Regions from separate parts of the Homo sapiens genome. Here regions 2, 3 and 4 are each linked to region 1. The links are chromatin contacts, found by Hi-C or POLR2A ChIA-PET in ENCODE. All regions are on one chromosome and are shown on one strand. Each heading gives the region's core, a stretch centred on a gene start or an enhancer-like site at or near the end of the contact. The rest is flanking DNA. Distances are from core to core; before and after follow the strand shown. Region 1 holds the start of RBFOX2 (RNA binding fox-1 homolog 2). Region 2 overlaps TOM1 (target of myb1 membrane trafficking protein). Region 3 holds the start of HMGXB4 (HMG-box containing 4). Region 4 holds the start of IFT27 (intraflagellar transport 27).

Region 1 (4,574 bases), core at 824-3,323:
CTGAGACACAGAGGGGGTAAGTAGCTGTCACAAGGCATCATGACTTGCAGGTGGCAGAGCTAAAACTCTGCTATTTTTACTGATTTATAACACAGCCTAAGTAATACAAACAATATGCTCAATACAACAACTCACCTTCAAGGCAAGTCCTCCCGACTTCCCTTCCAACCAGTCTGCAATCCCCAAACACCTTTTATATGGAAGTTCTTAGTCACCACTGGTCCCAGATTACGTGGGCAGGAGGTGGGAAGCCTGCGTTCTCATCTGGGTTGGTCTGACTCTGAAGCAGGGATCTTTACTGTTGTACTGTTCCAGCCCCAGCCAGGTTAAACCCAGGTTCAAAGGCCAAATCACACACTGGTTGGAAATGACCTTGGAAATCATCTAACCCAGCGTTTCTCAACCTCCGCACTATTGACATTTGGGGTTGGATAACTCTCCTGGGGGGACCGTCCTGTGCATGATAGGATGTCAAGCAACATTCCTGGCTTCTACACACTAGATGCCAGCAGCACCTCCCCACTGTAACAATCAAAAATGCCTTCAGTCGGCCAGGCGCGGCAGCTAACTCCTGTAATCTCAGCACTTTGGGAGGCCGAGGCAGGCGGATCACCTGAAGTCAGGAGTTCGAGACCAGCCTGGCCAACATGGTGAAACCCCATCTCTACTAAAAATACAAAAATTAGTTGGTGGCGCACACCTGTAGTCCCAGCTACTGGGGAGGCTGAGGCAGGAGAATCGCTTGAACCCAGGAGGCAGAGGTTGCAGTCAGCCGAGATCGCGCCACTGCACTTAAGCCTGGGCGACAGAGCGAGACTCTGTCTCAAAAAAAAAAAAAAAAAAAAAAAAAAAAATGCCTTCAGTCACTGACAAATGTGGGAGTGGAGGTGGTGGAATGGCAAAATTTCTCCTTGGTTGAAAGCCACTGATCCAAACCATCTCATTTTACAAATGATGGAGCTGAGGTCCAAAGAGATGAAGTAACTTGTTTAAGCTAGTTAGCAAAGCCAAGATTAGAATCCAGGTTATTCACGCAATATCCTTTTATTTCTATAACGTACAGGGCACGATATGGAACTCAGAGGAAGTCACTGCAGTCCTTGTCCTCACAGTCTGGTAGGGGAGAGAATCTATTGCACAGATATCTCTATCTCCACGAAGTTGGTAAGTCATAAAGTGCTCCTCAGGCAGCAAGGTACGAAGAAAGAGAATATGTTCTCGTGTTCTGAATTCCGGATCTGCCACTTTTTTGCTGCAGGATTTAACTAAGGTTCAGTTTCATCATCAATGAAATGGAGATCATGGTATCTACTTATATCACCAGTTTGAAACGGGTCTGTGGATGCATTGTGCAAACTCTAAAGCTCTTACAAACATCGGGTATTATTACTAACTTCATTAGGAATGTGAGTTATATTAGAGTAAAAGCTCTCAGAACTGGGGTGAACCATAGAGGGGTGGCTTCATTCCTCGACCTTCCAATTTGAGACATTTTTTCTTCTGCGGGAGGGGAAGCAGGCAAATAGCCTGCCTCTCACAGAGTGCCCATTCCCTCTCCGGGAACCAAGGTGCTCAGGCGAGTAAACTCAGGACTTAACTCTGTACAACTAGTACCGCAAGCAGGAGCCACTCCCTGGCCTTCGGGTCTCTCAAGCCCCGCCTGCTCCAGGATACGGCCCCGCCCAGAAAGGAGACAGACCCCGCCCCCCCCGCGCTGCCCCGCACTCCAGCCGCGCTGTGCCTCCAGGACAATCCCAGGCCCGTGCCGGAGATTCCCGAGCTTCCCCGATCGCTTCCCGGCCTCCCTCGGGCAGCCAGCGAGGAGACTACGGAGATTGCCGAGGGGGCCTGGCCCCGCCCCCCCCGCGGGCCGCCACCGCCCCCCTCGCCGTAGCCTCCCGCGCGGGCTGGAGTTCTACATCCCGGTCCCTCCCTCCCTCCCTCTTTCTCTCTCCCCGCCTTCCCGGTGCTGCCACAGTGGCGGGTCGGAGGATCCCGGCCAGTCAGCTCGTTCCTGCCTCGCGCCCCTCCTCCCCCCAAAATAAACAGCCCTCCCCACGCCTCGGGAGCCCGGACCGCCCCCTTCCTCCCTCGGCCGGCGTGCTGTGAGGGAGAGTGTGAGCCAGCGCGGCCGGTGGGCGAGCTCCGGGAGTGCGAGAGGCGGGGCGGCGCGGCGGGCCGGGCCGGGTTTCGCGTGTGCGTGCGGGGGCGCGAGCGAGTGCTCATCACGACCCGCCAGTGGCCCCGCGCCGACAACCCGGCGGGCGGGCGGGCGGGGAGCAAGCGGTCAGGCAAGGAGCGGCGGCCGCGAGGCGCGGAGGGGCGCGGAGTCCGCTCGCGCGCACGCACGCACGCACGCGGGGGCGGGGGCAGGCGCGCGCCCGCCTGTCGCGACAGTCGGGGCCGAGGCCCAGGGGGAGGTGGCCTGTCGCGGGTCGCCCGGCTCCCGGAGGCGAGGGGGGCGCGGGCGGATGGCGGAGGGCGCCCAGCCGCATCAGCCGCCTCAGCTCGGGCCCGGCGCCGCCGCCCGGGGCATGAAGCGGGAGTCGGAGCTGGAGCTGCCGGTGCCCGGAGCGGGAGGAGACGGAGCCGATCCCGGCCTGAGCAAGCGGCCGCGCACTGAGGAGGCGGCGGCCGACGGTGGCGGCGGGATGCAGGTGACCGCGCGGGACGGGGCGCCCAGTTATTGCGGGGGTGGGCGTGAGGGTCGACACCGGGCTCCCCGGCTTGGAGAGAGGGAGGGCCTCCGGGAGTCCTGGGTTGGAGGTGGGATGGGGGGCCATTCGGGGCCTGGTTGGAAGGTGGGGCGAGCTCGGGCTAGGAACGAAGGTTGCAGGACTGAACCTGGTGTGCCCGAGAGGGTCCTGATTCCTGAGGGGCCAGGAGGCACGACGAGTGGATAGGTTTTGGGGGGAAATCGAACAAGGTTGAGATGGATTCCATTTTTTCAAATCCTTCCTTAGTGCCTTGGGGTGGAGTGGAAGCCGGGAAATCCTGGCTTCTCTGGACTGAGTCGAGGAAAAGGAGATCTGGTGGGAAACCTCCCGAGAAGAGGGAGTACCTTTTGGCAGCCCTGGGCACACGCTGGGATGGGGAAGAGAAGTGGCATTTCAATGAGAGGAGTGAAAAGAAAACTCCTCGAGAGAGCCCCGAGGGGATGTGGCTGAGATTGTGGGTTAAATCACACAGAGTGTGAGAAGTACAAGGAGTTTGGTAATGTTATGGGGACACGGTGGTGCTCAGTCTCATTTACTTTGTGGAGCATACTAATGAGTCTGAAGGGAGACACTAGACATGTCCCTCCTGTTCTTTGCCAATTGCATTCTACATCACCAGGACACAAAATAGCTCTTTAATGTCCCGGGCTATAAAAAAAATTTTTTTATAGGGCTATTAGAAGACTGGATTCTCAATTCTGGATTGAAAGATAAACGTGGTTAATTTGGGTAGGGAATGGGAAAGGTATTGATGTCAGCTGACTTCATAGTTTTGAAGAAGACCTTGAAACCTTTGGAGGTTTTACGATTTGGTCTTTGCCCAGAAAATACTGCTATGACATGATGAGTCTCACCTACCAACAGTTGTGCAGACTTGTGCCTAATTCTCTCGGAGTCATAGGATGTTAGAGGGATGCTAGGAGGACTAGACATCATCTTTTCCAGGGGTTCTTAACCTGGGAAGACTTGGAAGATTCTTACTCATAGTAGGTGATGTGCACTTTTTGGTGGAGGAGAGTCAATAGTTTTCATCTTTGTTTTTTTTGGAGGAGATTCAAGTCCCAGCTTGTTTTAACCACCTTATTTTATAGATGGGGAATCAGAAGTCCAGAGAAGATGGTGACTTGGGTAAGGCCACCCAGTTAGCTAATAGTAAAACTAGAACTAGAAGCCTGGTCTTCTAATTCCTATTCCTGTGCTGTCTCCATTACACCACTCTTGGAAATCTCTGCAGTGCTAAAAGACTTCCTGTGCTCTGCTCCCTGCTTTTCAAGCCTCTGCCTGACTTCCTGTGTTAGGGACAGAGCTGTACTTAAGCCTAGCATGTTTGTTGTATGCTTCTTGGTCTCCTTTGCAGAGTTTACCCTGTTACTTCTGTTGATTTAGGTAAAGTGACCCTCTTGGTGTTTATTTTTGAATTCTTTTGTTTTGTTTGCCTGCTTTTATTTTCCATTAGAACTCTGTCAGGCAGAGGGATTGTGAGAAGTAAAAGCTCAGGGCCATGGCAAAAAAGACAGGAATGTGGGAGACTTCAGGTGAGGTGAGCTAATATTGGATGATAAGGAGGGAAGACTGGATGTAGGTGCTGGTGAGCAGGTTCTACTTGGTGTGTGTGTGTGTGTGTGTGTGTGTGTGTGTATGTATTCATTTATCATTTCTGTCAATCCTAGTTAATAGTGAGACCCCCGTCCCTTTCCCTCATTTACTCCTGGGGCCTATTATCTGTTGGTTGCCTTCAAACTGGCTAAAGATAGTGATATTTGGAAATGGAGCAGTGTGTAGGGACTTCGCAGGGGTGTGCAGAGGAAAGAGTGGTTAGGTCCTTGGGGGTACAAATTGGCAGCTGAGAGTTATCCC
Region 2 (4,987 bases), core at 775-3,274, 680 kb after region 1:
CTGGGCCTCCACTTCCCTGTCTGCACATTTCTCACCCGCCTCAAGAGGTCCAAGTGCCCTGCCAACCTGACTCTGACCCACTGGGGATTTGGGGCCCTGGTCAGCTTGGGTTCCTTCCCTCTGCTGGCCAGCCTGGTCCACGGTGCACAGAGGGTGCAGGGCCAGCCTGCAGCAGGGGCAGGAAGACGTCACGGGAGTCCTGAGTCAGAGGCAAGGGGTGAGGATTCGGCCCGGCGAAGCTGCTTCCTCCAGTCTCGCCCTGTACCAGGGTGGGTGGAAGTGAAACCTGCCAGCTTACCCGCTTGGGTCTGCTCTGAAAAAACAAGCGGACATGGGGACCAGGAGAGCAGCCCCAGCCCAGCTCCCAGCACCTGTATCTCCCTCCACTCTGCCGGCACCCCTGCTCGCTCCTGGTCCCATGGCTAATCCTTGGATCTAAGGCTAGGCTGCCCTAGGATGAATCTAGCCACCCTCAAACTCCCACTAGGGCAGGGGGCAGGGGGCAGGGAGTGGAGGCGGGTGTTTCATGTGGCAGCCCCTCTGAAGACACTGTGGCCACCTGCGAAAGAGCAGTGTGTCTGGGAGAATGGACCCAGGGCCTAGAGGGCAGCAGAGGGCAATACAGGGCTGCTTCGTCCCTTTGAATTCATACGTTGAATCTCTAATCCCTAGTATATCAGAATGCGATTGTATTTGGAGGTAGGACCTTTAAAGAAGTGCCAGGCACTGTGGCTCACACCTGTAATCCCAGCACTTTGGGAGGCCGAGGCGGGTGAATCACACGAGGTTGGGAGTTCGAGACCAGCCTGGCCAACATGGAGAAAACCCGTCTCTACTAAAAATACAAAATTAGCCAGGTGTGATGGCGCATGCCTGTAATCTCAGCTACTCAGGAGGCTGAGGCAGGATAATTGCTTGAACTGGGAGGCGGAGGTTGCAGTAAGCCGAGATCGCGCCATTGCACTCCAGCCTGGGCAACAAGAGTGAAACTCTGTCTCAAAAAAAAAAAAAAAAAAAGTGATTAAGGTACAATAGGTACAATAGATCATTAGGTGGACTCTAATCCTTGATGAATGCTGTCCTTATAAAAATGGGACTTTTGAACATAGAGAGATGCAGAGGGGATATGATGTGAGGCCCCAGGGAGAAGATGACCATATACAGCCACGGAGGGGCCGGAAGGAACCAACTGAACAGATGGAGTCCACGTCCTTGATGTTGAACTTCAGCCTCTAGAACTGTGAGAAAGAAGATTTCTGTGTCTAGGGGCCTGTCTGTGGGGCAGGGTGGTGGCGGTCCACGCGGAGAGGGTGGGAGGCACTGGCAGGACGGGGCAGTGGTGGCAACAGAGATTGGTTTCTGCGGGGATGGGGGGAGAGAAGGAATGAAGGACGGCGGGAAGCAGGTTTCTCACTGCTGGAGAAGGGAATTAGACATAGGGGAAGGGCGGAAAAGAGAAGGAATCTGTGGTAGAGCTGGAGTTACTGGGCGAGCTCATGATTTGTCTACACGTGGAGACAGAAACGGCAATGCACACGGATCTGAGCGTGTCGGCTGAGAAGGCGCGGGAGCAGGGGGCCCCAGCAACGGCACACCGGGGCTCTGTAAAGAGAGGGAGGGGACCGGGCTCACTTTTGCCCACCCAAAGCTCCCGTAGCTGAGCTCCCAGCTTGTCTCACCAAATCCTCCCCACAACCCTGTGAATCGGGACGTTTAAGAAGATCTGAGGCTTCCAGAGATGAAATCCCTTGTGTAGTCCCACAGCAGAGCCCGGCGGTGAAGCCAGACCCTCGGACTCCAGCTCCCAGCCCCATCACCATTGTTACTCAGCCCCACCAGTCAGAGGGCGTGTGCGCGTGTGTGTGTGCACGCGCGCGCCTGTGAGCTCGCGCGGGGCAGGAGCGGGCAGGAGCCGGCAGCACCCGCCCCTTTCTCCCGGTGTCTGTACCCGGGAGGGGCTGATTTGGCCGCGGTGGACTCCACCCTAGTGCCCCGGCAAGCCCTGTACATGCAGTGCTACTGCCATCTCGTGGTCGCCTTGAAACACTGACCCTGAGCAGGGGCCGTAGACCGTGCTCAGGACTCAGAACTGGGCCTACCTCCAGCCACCTTGGAGCGGGCAAAGGCTTCCTAAAGCGCCTACCGAGAGCCCGCAGAGCCCAATCCAGGAACGCCAGGGGGACCCTGCCGTGTTGCCAGGATCAAGACAGCCCTGACCCTCTTAGGGTTAGCAGCCCAGACCAGGAGGAAAGACAGACACAGTCCTTTGGTTCTCTCCCAGTGGGGAGTAGGGACAGACGTTATTCTGGAGCTGGGAAGGCAATACCAGAGGCAGAGCAGGGGTCCCTAGAATTACTGAGGAGTCTGAGGGGCAGGGCTCTGAGCCAGGTGTCTGGAGCAGAGGCCATTCTGGAAGGGAGCAGGGAACCATCCGTGACAATAACAACATGTACAGAGCATTGTCTACATGGCAGGTGCTGAGTTACTTGTTGGCTCAGTCAACCCTAACAACCCTATGAGGCAACGAGTGTTATCTGCCCATTTTACCAGTGAGAAAACAGAAGCACAGAAAGGTTAAGTAATTTGCCTAAGGTCACACAGCCCAGAAGTGGCCGGTCTGGGAGGTGGGTACTGACACTAGGGCAGGAGGTGGAGGGGTCGGTGTCCAGGCCCAGGGTGGGATCGTGGTGGCCCAGGGGAGCCAGGAGGGAGAGGGCTTGGTGGAGGCTCTGCAAAAGGCTTCCTCAAAGGCAGGCCTGGGGCTGCCCCCCAGGCGCCCTTTCCCCTGCCCACCAGCCCCTCCCAGCTCCACTCAACCCCTCCCCTCCATGCCCCCGGCCCAGCGCCTTCCGATGTAGCTGGGCCCAGCGGGAGCGGCGGCACCTCGTTAATCCTGCCCTGTGGTGCCAGGTGGAGGCCCTGCTCCTACCCAAGGCTCCCACCAGACAGCTGGCCCTCATTTTCTTGGGGCCAAGACTTCCTGCAGCTGTAAAGTGATCCCGCCCAGGCCTGCAGCCTCAGACAGAGCCTGCTGCCAGGGAACCCAGCCTGACTGCACTGATGAATTCCCGCCAGCGCCCCCCCCCCCAGCCCCCATGCAGCCCCAGCAGCCTTCTCTCTGAAGGAGGCCTTCAGGCAGCCTGGAACTGTTCCAGCCAGCCAAGCCGAGACCTCTGCAGGGGCCACCTCCTGCCTGGCATTCAAGGCCCTTCATGGCCCAGCCCACCCCATCTTACCTCAGCAGCCTTAGGCCGTCCTCACAGAGAGCCTCCTGGCCCTGGGCGTCCCGTCCCATCTTCTTCTTTTCACAGCGTGAAACAATGATTGAGTTTATGTCTGTCTTTCTCGTCCCTTTCCCTCCCACGTGACCCCACAGGGCTGGCACCTGGCCGCTTCACTTCTGTCTGGCGGGCACCTAGCGCTATGCTGTGTGCAGCTGGCTCCCAGGGGATGCACCCACAGGGAGGAATGAACAACCTGGCAGTTTTCACCCTTAGCACCTGAGGCCCTCCCAGCCCTGGGGGCCTTCTGTGGAAGTTTCCTTGGGTTTCCCAGCTAACACAGGGGAGAGGAGGCCTTGGCTTTGATCCTTGTAAAATCACAACTCCCCTCTAAGAGGTCCCCAGTTAAGTAGGGAGAGAATGAGGGAAGCAGGCAGTGGGGTGTGGGTGGGGCAGGCAGGTGAGGCAGCAGTGAGGAAGGTTGGGGGTCCCAGTCTTCCATTACTTAGTGTATGACCAGGCAAGTCCCTTCCTCCCTCAGCCTCAGTTTCCCCATTTGTAACTGGTGGCCAACACCATTGACCCCCTGGGGCTGTTGTGAGGTACTGAAAGGGCTGGGCCAGGGTAGGGCACCTGGCAGGAGCTCACAGATGCCCTGGATGTGGCAGAGGGAGCTTGGCCTGGACCATGAGCATCCTGATGGCGGCAGGGCCTCCCCCTCCCCTGCCTGGCACCAGTGTGCCTGCCCCCAGCTGCTTTCCTTGCCCCAACTCCATCTTGAGGGCTGGGCTGGGCCTGGTCTCCTGTATGCCCAGCTCCAGACCATACCTCAGATGGCAGGTGCTGCCTGCCCACTGCCCATGGGAATCAGTGGCTGCTCACACAGACCTCGGCCCTCTCCCAGGAGCCCAGGACCCTGTGGACCCAATTGCTTTGGCCTCACACCGTTCCCCGACCGTGTCCTGGGCCAGGAGGCTCCAACATGCCTCAGCAGTGACTCCCAGGGAGTCTGGCCTAGAGATCCCACACCTGAAAAGGTGGCACCCTAAGACCTGGGGCTCTTGAGCTGCCATGGAGGGAAGAGCTGACCCCCTGCACCTGACCTGGGGCCCAGCGTCTGGAACTGTGTGCCATGTCTTCCCAACTTAGCTTTGGTGCCTGGAAAATGGGGAGGATGCGCTTCTGCATGAGGAAATGCTGGCACATGACAACTGCATGAGCTTCCTCCTCTGAGCTGGGCGGCTCATGGAGTCCTAGTCTCCGCATCTATACATCGAGGACGCTCACTTTGCTTCTCCCAGGCTGTTGTGATGCTACGAGCCAGTGCGTAGCCCCAGGCTGTGCCTGGCACCCAGCCTCGGAAGGCCAGCATCCTCCTGTGGCCTGTGCACCCCACATGCGCACACAGTCCACACAGGTCCCCGCCCTTGTGATTAGTGTGCTCTGTGCAGGGCAGGAGCTGGCCTCATGGAACAGCAGCACGAAGGTGCCTTGAGGAGGGAGGGGTGTCAGCTGGGGAGGGCATGCATCCTCCGGGCAGGGGCGGTGGCTGGAGCCTGCCATGTGAGGTGGGAGGAGGCGGCACCTGCGTAGTGTAGCTGGGTGTTTGCTCCTGTCCTTCCGCCTGCACCATCTACAGATGCTCACCTCTCGGATGGCCCCCAGCCCTGCCCAAAGTAGTCGCTGCCTCTGTGAGGCCAAGAAGTCATTTCTGACCAGGAGACTTGACAATGCTGCTAGCAGGGTGGTTTTCTACCTTTAATTGG
Region 3 (4,707 bases), core at 1,550-4,049, 770 kb after region 1:
GAACCAATGGAGACCTCAAATTAAACACTTTCTGTGCATGAATTTTGGCAAAGAATATTTCAGAAATAATGGCAAAAAACTTAAATATTCAATGTCATAAATACAGTCATCAGTGTTTTGTCAACAACAAAATGCACTTGTATATGTAAGCAAAGGCTGGTCCTGAGACTTATAACAGGCCTTCCCTTTGGTAACATCAAAATCAACATAAAACAGAGTTGGGCAACCTAACAGAATAGAAATAAGTACCTCTGAAGACAGAAAGAAAGAAAGATGACTGTATCGTGGTCTCGTTACTGGCTGCTTTAAAAAACTAGTGGATTAAAAAGTTGTGAGAGGGAATAGAAAATTAGGAACTGCTTCTCAGAGGCACAGGCCAACCAAGAAAATGTGGTGTTGGCATTACATATATTAGGTCTACCACTGTTTAAATTTTCTTAAAAACACTGAAGAGCATTTTATAAATTACTGGATTAAATAACCTGAAGAAAAAAGAAGGAATGAGGCCTGAAGACACGTCCAATTCACTGAAGAACTGGGGCAGCCAAGAGCTTGAAAAACTAAAATTAAACACAACGGACTGTATCAGCCACAGCTTGGGCAGACCGATGGGCCCTGAATTTCTACGTTCTTTAAAATCAGGATATTATTGCAGCTCAGGGTTTAGTTTTGGAAAGATACCAGATAAATCTCAAGCAACAGTGTGAAAGAAAGGCAGAGTTCAGGCAACATTTATATAAGATCAGATGAACCCCTGATATTCCTTCCAGGTCTTGAATACAATCTGTGAAAATTCAGAGTTCAGGGGTAGAGAGTAGATTGTGAGGATTAATGAAAATGAATATTAGGTTTGATTTTCACATTAGAAAAGGGAGGTCATAATTACATTAAATGTTGGCAAATGTGAAACAGGTGTTAAAACCCAGTCTCAATTCAATAATTTGGGAGTTTATAAAATTCAATGTTGTCAACTCCAAGAGGCAAGAATAATTTTGTTTGTCTCAGTGTGCTAAGATATGACAACATAAGTAAAAGTTCACTATTTCATACTGTTGATACAAGTAAAAAACTGGTACCATAAAAATGTATACTTATGAAATGCACAAATTGTTAAATAGCTCTTCGGGGACTTTTCTTCAGGATATGAAAAAGGAGGGGGCAGAGTTGCTCTTTCCCTGGTAGATAAGCATACAAGTTATGTTCAGGCATAGGCCTTTGGGATGACCAAAGTAATCAGGAGGAAAAAGTCCTCAGATATAGCACTTTGTCATTTTGAAACTTCAAATTACAGTTAAAAAACAGGTTTCAGACTTTTTTTGAGGTAACTTGAGCTCCTGCAATCAACAACCTTCTTCACCCCATAATGTAAATGAGTATCGAAAAAAAGGAAACAAAGTAAGCCCCGTCACACGGACAGTAAGAGAAATTCTGAACTCCAGGTCTGTTCCAGGATGAGAGCCATGTCCAAGATTCTGCATTCTCTTCTTCCAACCACTCCTTTCAAGAACTCAAAATGCCAGTCAGTGCAGGTAAAGGAAGATGCACATCCGCCGGTTGCCAATTTCTGAAATTTTCTTGTTACTTCTACGATACAGACAAGTGATGCCTTCTCAACTTCGTCCAGGTTTCTTCCAATCTCCGAACACGGTGACTCCGAATCCTCTTGCCACTCCCTTCTCCAGGGACCTACCTAGGCAGCACTCCCAGCCCCTGCCAGCTCTGGAAGCTGCAGAGATCCCGACAGTCGGGGATGGGGATTGAATCCTCTCATTGCAGTGCAATTAAGCGGAACCACGACCACCGCACAGATTGGCTGACAACACACATTCCATAAGACCAGCAATCGAATTTTGAGAAGCCTTGTCCAATCAACAGGCTTTATTTGGGATTCAGTTTTTTACTTTGTTCTATTAGGAGGAAATATAATCAGCCACCAGCTTAGCCCTCCAAAAGAGGGGACAGAGATGTTTCTCCGCTTTTGCACGCTATAAAGTGAATCTACAAGTAGTAGTTGGTGGAGGGAAAATGGGCCTGCATGGAGAAGGCGCCCACCACGAAGGCACGGCCAAGCCGGGTTGCACGCAAGAAACACACAAAATACCAGGTGATTTACACAAACAGCCCCCAGGACCACCATTTTTGTGGTCCCCAAGGCAAACCAGTGGGATTCTCCCGGCAGTTTTGCGGCAACAGCTAGCTCAACAAAGCTCTGTGAAGAGGAAAAGAAGAAAGCTCCTCGTACTTTCTCCTGCCAGCCGCAGCCCCAGCCCTCCCGTGGCCGCGGCCACGAGCCCTTTCCCCCTGACAGCCCGAGGGACCCCCGCATCGCGGGTTCCGAGCCGCACAGCTCGACCTGAACCCGGGTTCCCGCGTCTCCGGCGGCCTCACGGCGCCCCCGAGGGCGGAGACGGCCCGGGCAGGGGGAGGGGCGGCCCGGGTCCGCAGGCCCCCGGGGCGGCCGCACGCCCCCTCCCGGCCCCGCAGCTTTCCCGCCTTCCCCGTTTGAACAGCTCCCGCCCGCCCTCCTCCTTCTGCCCGCTCCAGCCCCTTCCTGGGGGCGGCTGCGGCCGCTACTCCAGTCCCCGGCTCGGCCCCTGGGCTAGGCCGCGAAGGGCCTGGGGCACCCCAGAGGTGATGTCGCGGGCCCAGGGCGGCGGGTGGCGACGGGGCGGGGCTGCTGCCGCCTCAGGGTGGGGGCCCAGCCCGGTCTCCTGGGGTCTCCGCTCGCCGCTACCTTCACTCGGCTCGCCCGGATCCCGCCTCAACGCCGCCGATCGCCGCCATCTTGGAGAAGGAGAGAAAAGCGCGAGCGGCCAGGGAGCCTCAGTCGAGCCCAGAGCGCAGACTCGGGCTCCGGAGGGGGAATCCCGCTCGACCAAGAGCGCCGAGCGCATCGAATAAAACTCGGAGCCTGCTGAGCGCGGGAGCTGGCACTTATTTATTGAGAATTTGCTATGTCCCAGCCTTGCCCTAGAAGCTTACAAACATTATTTCACTTAATCCTCACTGTATTCCTGTCGCATTTTGCAGAAGAGAACCAGGCTGAGAGAAGTTAAGTGACGTGCCCAAGGATACACAGGTAGTTGGAATGTGAGACCGAGTATTACTCCAAGTCTTCTGATTCTGAATGCAGTGCTTTCCCCAAAATACTATGCTGTTTCTTTCAAGATATTGTTATACAGCAGTTCTCCTCTTTGCAACACCTAGATCTATGCAGATTAATAGCAGTGTGCTTATTTGGACTTCAGCATCTACATTTGAACATTTGGCATATTAGGGGTGAGGTGAAGAACTTATCTTTGTAACAATGTACAGTAAAATAATTTGCATGGCGAATCATCTACATTTTTTAGTTAGAAACAGTCTTCAGAGAGAGAGAGGAAGAGATGTCATATACAGGCGAGAACACAATTTTTCTGATTTGCCATTGAGAACTTCGACCAATGAGTAGAAATTACAGTGTATAGAACTTGGTTTGATATGAAGAAGAACGCCAGGGGCGGTGGCTCACGCCTGTAATCCCAGCACTTTGGGAGGCTGAGGTGGGTGGATCACCTGAGGTCAGGAGTTCGAGACCAGCCTGACCAATGTGGTGAAACCCCGTCTCTACTAAAAATACAAAAAATTAGCCAGGCGTGGTGGCGCGTGCCTGTAATCCCAGCTACTTAGGAGGCTGAGGCAGGAGAATCGCTTGAACCCGGGAGGCGGAGATTGCAGTGAGCCGAGATTGCGCCACTGCACTCCAGCCTGGGGGACAGAGTGAGACTCCATCTCAAAAAATATATATATATATGAAGAATAACTTATTTTTCTAGTACAGTTCAGTAGTACAATGGGCTTCCTTGTGAGTAGTGAGCTCCCTCCCACTGGAGGAGCGCTCAAGCAGAAGCTGGTGTTACTGTAAAGCAGAGAAGTTAGAGATGTAGATTGGCTTCTAGAGTTGTGAACCCCATGCAACGTAAAATCATGTGTGCAGTGTGTGTTTTCCTAGGGCCCAGGCCCCATAAAAAATTAAGAACCTCTGTCCTAGTGTATTTTCCATTGCAGAGTTGGGTGAGTGCTTGAAGACGAGGTAGTCATGAGACCAATAAAAGCAAGGTGATTTGTCTGAGACCACACTCTAATCAGTGATCAGATAAAGATGAAAAGCCAGATTGTTAGACTCTGGTTCAGTGCTCTTTTTGCTATATCATGCTCTCTCCCCCTCTGCACTGAGTAGAAGATTGATTCTGTTTCTTACAACTGTGAGATGCTGAGATGTTAAAACACCTGAGATAAAGTTGCTGAAATCATTTGCAAAATGTAACTGCAAATACTTAATAAAAGTAGCATGGCCTTTTTCTCCGCAGCTCCCATCCTACTCACCAAAAAGACAGGCAATGAGTTTCACCAAAAGGTGTTAGATTGCATTTCTGGGACACCCTGCCTGACGTTAGGCTTCCCTTTGAGGCATTTAAGAGCCCTAATGATGTATTTCCTTTTTGTTCTTCAGAGCCCTAAATCCATTGGTCAGGATGATTTCAGTTGTGACAGAAACCCATTTCCATGTGTTTCCCCAGAAGAGGGGAATTTATTGGCTCACATGATTGAAATTTCCAGTACCTGCAGACATGGTCACTTCCAGGGAGGTAACTCAAGCTGGTCCTTTGACGTGTCTGTGGTGCTCTCCTCTGTTAGCTTTATTCTCAGATTCAGGTGATGACTCCA
Region 4 (4,531 bases), core at 1,168-3,667, 750 kb before region 1:
TGCTCAGAAATGGGATAACTCGAATTGCTCAGGAGCCCCCATGGCTCCAAAATTCTCTGACCACCTTAAACCTAGTGACTCTCATTCAGCTTACCTTCAGTCACAGAAATGTATAGAAGGCCCTTGGGTCCATGAGGTGAAGGGGGACAGAATTCACCATACAAGTGTTTACCATCTCTCTAGAAAGTTCTACAATGCTCTTATGATAATGCTGACTAAAATCACACAGAGTAGCAGCAACAAAAGGGAGACAGTGGGTGGGGAACAGAGAACAGCCCTGGGAGGGAGGTGTGATTATTACCTGCAAGAGTTAAAGAAAGAGGCAAGAAACATGAAAAGTGGCTCAACAGTTAAATACAGGTTTATTTTGGAGCATAAACCTGAGAGGGGCTTCTGGCCAATTTCAGTCAGGAGTGCTCTCTCTTACAGACTAAGAGTATTTAAGGGTTTAGGGCAAGAGAGCTTACCACAGGCTTGGAATGTTTCTGTGTGGAGGAGAAGTTTACTGTGGGGTTGGAATGTCTCCGGTCTGAGGGTGGGTTATGTTGGGGCTGACATCTCTCTGACCAGAGGGGAGGTTATCTTGGGGCTGCATGTCTCTGGTCGGGGGGTGGGTTTATCTTAGGGTTGGAATGTTTCTGATTGGAGATGTCACTTGTGGTTTATGGTCATTCTGACATTAGCCATTAGGCTGATGCCCTTTGGGTTGAATTTAGGCCGTTTTTGATCAAGGAGAACTTTAAAATGGCAGTGCTTGTCCAAGATGGCTATGCTCCGGCTCTGTCATTACCCACCTCGCAAAATGAAGGAACCAAGGCTTCGGAGGCTGCCCTGATGTGTGTCTGTGTCTTAGCTACGTGGAGCTGCCTCGGGAGGGTGACTCACCAAATGGGGTCCTTTAAGGGATTAACAGGGTCACTCATGGTGAACAGGTTGGCCTGGAGGGGAGCCGGCAAGAGGAAGGCAGAAGACCAGAAAGAGGCTTTTTGCTCACTCAGACCTGGATGTCTGAGACAGACTCACGTGATGTCACCAAAGAAGAAAAGCAGTTACGAGAAATGAAGGAGAAACAGACCTTTACCGTAGCGCCAGGAATGAATCCCAAGGAAAGAACATCTCAGACAACTTGCATTTACTCTGGATTCGGGGCTGAAACCATCAGCCATTCATAGAGTGTGTGTGTTTATTCCCCCACACAAGGCTGGCAGCCACTCTGAGATGCAGAGTGGCGGAGAGGTGGAATGTTCTAGGTGTCTGGAGGGAATGTGGAACTTTCGCACAGGCACCTTTGCTGAGGGGCTGCTCTTCCCTTCAGCATCAGCCATCAGAATCCCAGGGGCCCTGAGAAAGTGAGAACAAGGGGTACATTCGGCCAACCAGTGACAGTGATGATAAACCAAATCTGTCCAGATAAGCTTCCGCTCTCCCATCCACCCCACAATCACGTGTGCACCTACTATCTCCCAGGCACTCATACGTTTCTCTCCTTCCATCTCCACAACCACCCCACAAGGCGGGTTCTCCTAGGCCCATCCTGAGGCTGAGGGATGAGGTGACTTGTCCAGGCCAGGGATTTAGGTCTCTGACCCCCTAACCACGTGCAAGAGGCACCCCCAACCCAGTAAACGCGTACAGAGAGCCTCCCTGGGTGACGGGCAAACGAGGTTAGTGATGCATTCTCCTTTTGCAGAGAGTAAATGGACTAAGAGCAAAGTACGACTTCAAGTTTCCGAGTCTCACCGCTTAGCCCCATCAAAGTGTATTTGTTCTCCCTTTGTTCACAAACATCACTTTAATAAAACACCTTCATATTTTAGATTTTAACGCTCATTACATCTTTGAGCTTTTAAAATGAGATTTCCCTGCGGGATGCGGGGCAAGGACTGCACTTCTCCATGCACTTTAATAGCCGCGCTGTGCAGAACCCGGGAACCGGGGAAGCCGCGAGAACCGCGCGAAGTCAGAGCAAGTCAAAACGACCTCTACAGCGGCGGCCTGGCCCACTGCGCAGGCGCCGCTCCAGACCGCCTAGAGCCCAACCTGCCCCATTGTAGGCGAACCCACTTCTAGAAGGACAGCGGGAGTGGCGAATCCCTATTCCTCCCGAAGATGGGTCAAGCCAGACTCTGACCAATCAGAAAGCTTCTCTTGTCACCGCTTCTGACTGCTTGACGTGGAGGCTTCTTTATCTCGGGACTCTCAGGCGCAGCGGGGGCGGGATATAAAGCTGGTTGACGTCAATTACAACCACTCGTCAAGCAGACTGAACTTGAAGAACTGATAACTCTACGAATTGCATCTCAAGAAAAGGCTGTTATCCCAGCTCTCTACTCCCATTGGATTTTTGTGAGACCTTGAGGGTGGGAGCTTTTGGCGGCAACCAATCGAGGGTCAGCGAGGAGGAGGAGGAGGCGGGGCAGGTGGGCTATGGTTGCTTGGAGAGTGCATCCGGCCCGGTACTTGTGATCGGAGGAGAGCCGGATCGTCCTTCCTTGAACCCTCTGGGTAGGGCTGTGCTGAGGGGCTGGGCGGGGAGCACAGGCCGTGTCCGCTCGCTTGCACCTTTTCAGACTGCCGTGTCAGGCCTCGAGCCGGGCCCACCTGGAGCCCTCCCCTGCCCACCCGCCCCCAGCGCCCGATATCCGCCCCCGGCCCAGAAGGGCCGGGCTCGGTCATCCCCAGTCCCGTCGCGGCCACTGACCCTTGAGATCAGCCCTCCCCTCCCCACCTTCCCGTCCCAGGCCAGCCCAGGGCCCGAAGCCCACCCACTCGCGTCTCTAGCAGCCGCTCTTGTCCTCTGGGTACGGCTCGCGGGAGTGTTGGTTACCATGGTGAAGCTGGCAGCCAAATGCATCCTGGCAGGTGAGTCTGAAAACTTGCGCTTGAATACGGTGGTCTCTGGAGTCCAGAGCCTTCATAATTCATCCAGAGCTTTTGTTCACCTAAATTGCCTACCTTTTCCTTTCTCTCTCCCAAAGGCGAGTTACTGCAATTACTGATACAGTAAATTACGTTAGGCGTGGAAGAATGATCTTCCAGGGCACTTCGCAGCTCCAGTGGATTTCCCCCTGCTCCCTGTCACATACTCTGAGACCACCTTCACCAGTTGAGGTGACTCGTTAAAAAATCACTAGTTACAACTCTGGAGAAGCAGACTTGTTAAAACAAAACAAAACAAACAAAGCTTAAGCAAACCTTGAGTGCTTCAGCTAAACATATACTGTACCCCAAAGTTAGGCATCAGTGACTTTGGTAGTCTTTACTATGGGATTTTTCCCCCGACCTCACCCCCTCTGATAACGGTGACCTGAGTGTAGTGACCAGAGTTTGCAAAAGGCACTTGTGTGTTGTCTTTAAGACCCAAAGTTACTGTGCTGCCCCACTCCAAGAAGGGCATAAATGTTGAGTCTCCCAAAGGCAGGAATCTTTGTTTTGTTGACTGATACATCCCAAGCACCCAGAACAATGCCTGGAACATAGTAGGTACTCAATAAATACTTTTAGAATGGATGAATATGTGAATATGTGGCATGCACATTTGTAGTGTACCCCTTGTATCAGTCTGCACATTTAGAAAAACAATATTTTGGATTATAGACTGCGAAACACATATGCATGTTACTGAGTGCTTACTGCATGTGAAGCACACATATTTCATGTAATCGTCTCACCATAGCACACTGGGCTAGGTACTGGATTGTTTTTCTTTTTTTTTTTTTTTTTTGAGACGGAGTCTCACGCTGTTGCCCAGGCTGGAGGGCAGTGGCGCAATCTCGGCTCACTGCAACCTCCACCTCCCTGGTTCAAGCAATTCCCCTGCCTCAGCCTCCCAAGTAGCTGGGATTACAGGCGCAAGCCACCATGCCCGGCTAATTTTTTTTTGTATTTTTAATAGAGCTGGGGTTTCACCATGTTGGCCAGACTGGTCTCGAACTCCTGACTTCAGGTGATCCACCCACCTCGGCCTCCCAAAGTGCTGGGATTACAGGCATGAGCCACTGCGCCCGGCCAGGTACTGGATTGTTCTGATCTTACTGAGGCACTGAGAGATGTCAGCCAAGGTCAACCCCTAGTGAAGGCCCTATGCAGGATTTCAGCCCCTAGATCTGGCCAACTCCAAAACTCTTAACTCGTGTTTCTGTTGAAACCTGTGACCTTTCCAGGCTTCCCTGGCCAGCTCAGGAAAGAAGTGGTGAGAAATTATATAGAGAAAAAGAGATTCCTGTTTTAAAAAATTCCCCTCTTCCAGACTGAGAATAAATGATAATATTTTTAATGGCTTTTATAATTTGAAAATAAAAGGGTCACACAGAAAGATGACTGACAGTAGTAACTGAATCATACTGGAGCAAAATAAATTAATGGTTCTCAGGAGAATCTCCAGTTTCCAGAGCACCAGAGGAGGCAGTGTTGTGTAACAAAAGTAATTTTGCCTGTTCCTCTTATTGGCTGTGTCATCTTGGACGAAGCACTTTTTGAGCTTTAATTTCCTTATGGATAAGGTGGGAACATTATTTTCTGAAGTTACTTT

What was found. Hi-C counts contacts between places; a loop is a spot of excess contacts on that map. ChIA-PET counts read pairs that join two places held with the same protein, here RNA polymerase II (POLR2A). Pooled maps may share reads with other maps.
Region 2: a pooled map shows a loop between it and region 1 (5-fold over the local background). The contact joins the enhancer-like site here to the promoter of RBFOX2 in region 1. A Hi-C loop is called at or near these places in 2 of 168 maps with a recorded cell type or tissue (B cell and OCI-LY7), 1 of 37 single-sample maps with no recorded cell type and 6 of 50 pooled maps. POLR2A ChIA-PET finds 5 or more read pairs at or near these places in 3 of 52 experiments (A549, BJ and WTC11).
Region 3: a loop to region 1 is called in a pooled map, with 10 times the contacts of the local background. The contact joins the promoter of HMGXB4 here to the promoter of RBFOX2 in region 1. A Hi-C loop is called at or near these places in 6 of 50 pooled maps. POLR2A ChIA-PET finds 5 or more read pairs at or near these places in 2 of 52 experiments (OCI-LY7 and WTC11).
Region 4: a pooled map shows a loop between it and region 1 (12-fold over the local background). The contact joins the promoter of IFT27 here to the promoter of RBFOX2 in region 1. A Hi-C loop is called at or near these places in 7 of 50 pooled maps. POLR2A ChIA-PET finds 5 or more read pairs at or near these places in 2 of 52 experiments (OCI-LY7 and Panc1).

The regions. Positions count from the first base shown.
Region 1 is chr22:36,026,323-36,030,896 of GRCh38, reverse strand. It overlaps RBFOX2 (RNA binding fox-1 homolog 2), which reads left to right and starts at 2,073. Exons shown (of 14, transcript NM_001349999.2): 1 at 2,073-2,657. The coding sequence starts at 2,472. RefSeq lists a silencer at 1,838-1,907.
Region 2 is chr22:35,347,953-35,352,939 of GRCh38, reverse strand. TOM1 (target of myb1 membrane trafficking protein) reads right to left here. Exons shown (of 15, transcript NM_005488.3): 15 at 4,967-4,987. Among named protein-coding and RNA genes, the nearest start is that of MIR6069, 14 kb to the right of the region's middle. RefSeq lists enhancers at 323-462, 1,773-1,892, 1,459-1,967, 2,558-3,090, 3,091-3,623 and 1 more and a silencer at 1,993-2,112. Within about 2 kb of position 2,024, at least 26 of the 41 ENCODE cell types and tissues checked have a DNase peak (open chromatin) inside an H3K27ac peak, as active enhancers do; they include B cell and OCI-LY7, where a contact is called at or near this core.
Region 3 is chr22:35,255,585-35,260,291 of GRCh38, reverse strand. HMGXB4 (HMG-box containing 4) reads right to left here and starts at 2,799. Exons shown (of 11, transcript NM_001003681.3): 1 at 2,735-2,799. It overlaps LOC105373017 (a long non-coding RNA gene), which reads left to right. Exons shown (of 4, transcript XR_938210.3): 1 at 1-2,104; 2 at 3,031-3,079. RefSeq lists a silencer at 2,240-2,739 and an enhancer at 3,005-3,505.
Region 4 is chr22:36,774,005-36,778,535 of GRCh38, reverse strand. IFT27 (intraflagellar transport 27) reads left to right here and starts at 2,417. Exons shown (of 7, transcript NM_001177701.3): 1 at 2,417-2,862. The coding sequence starts at 2,829. RefSeq lists enhancers at 1,025-1,588, 2,116-2,375, 2,154-2,717 and silencers at 2,616-2,665, 2,796-2,855.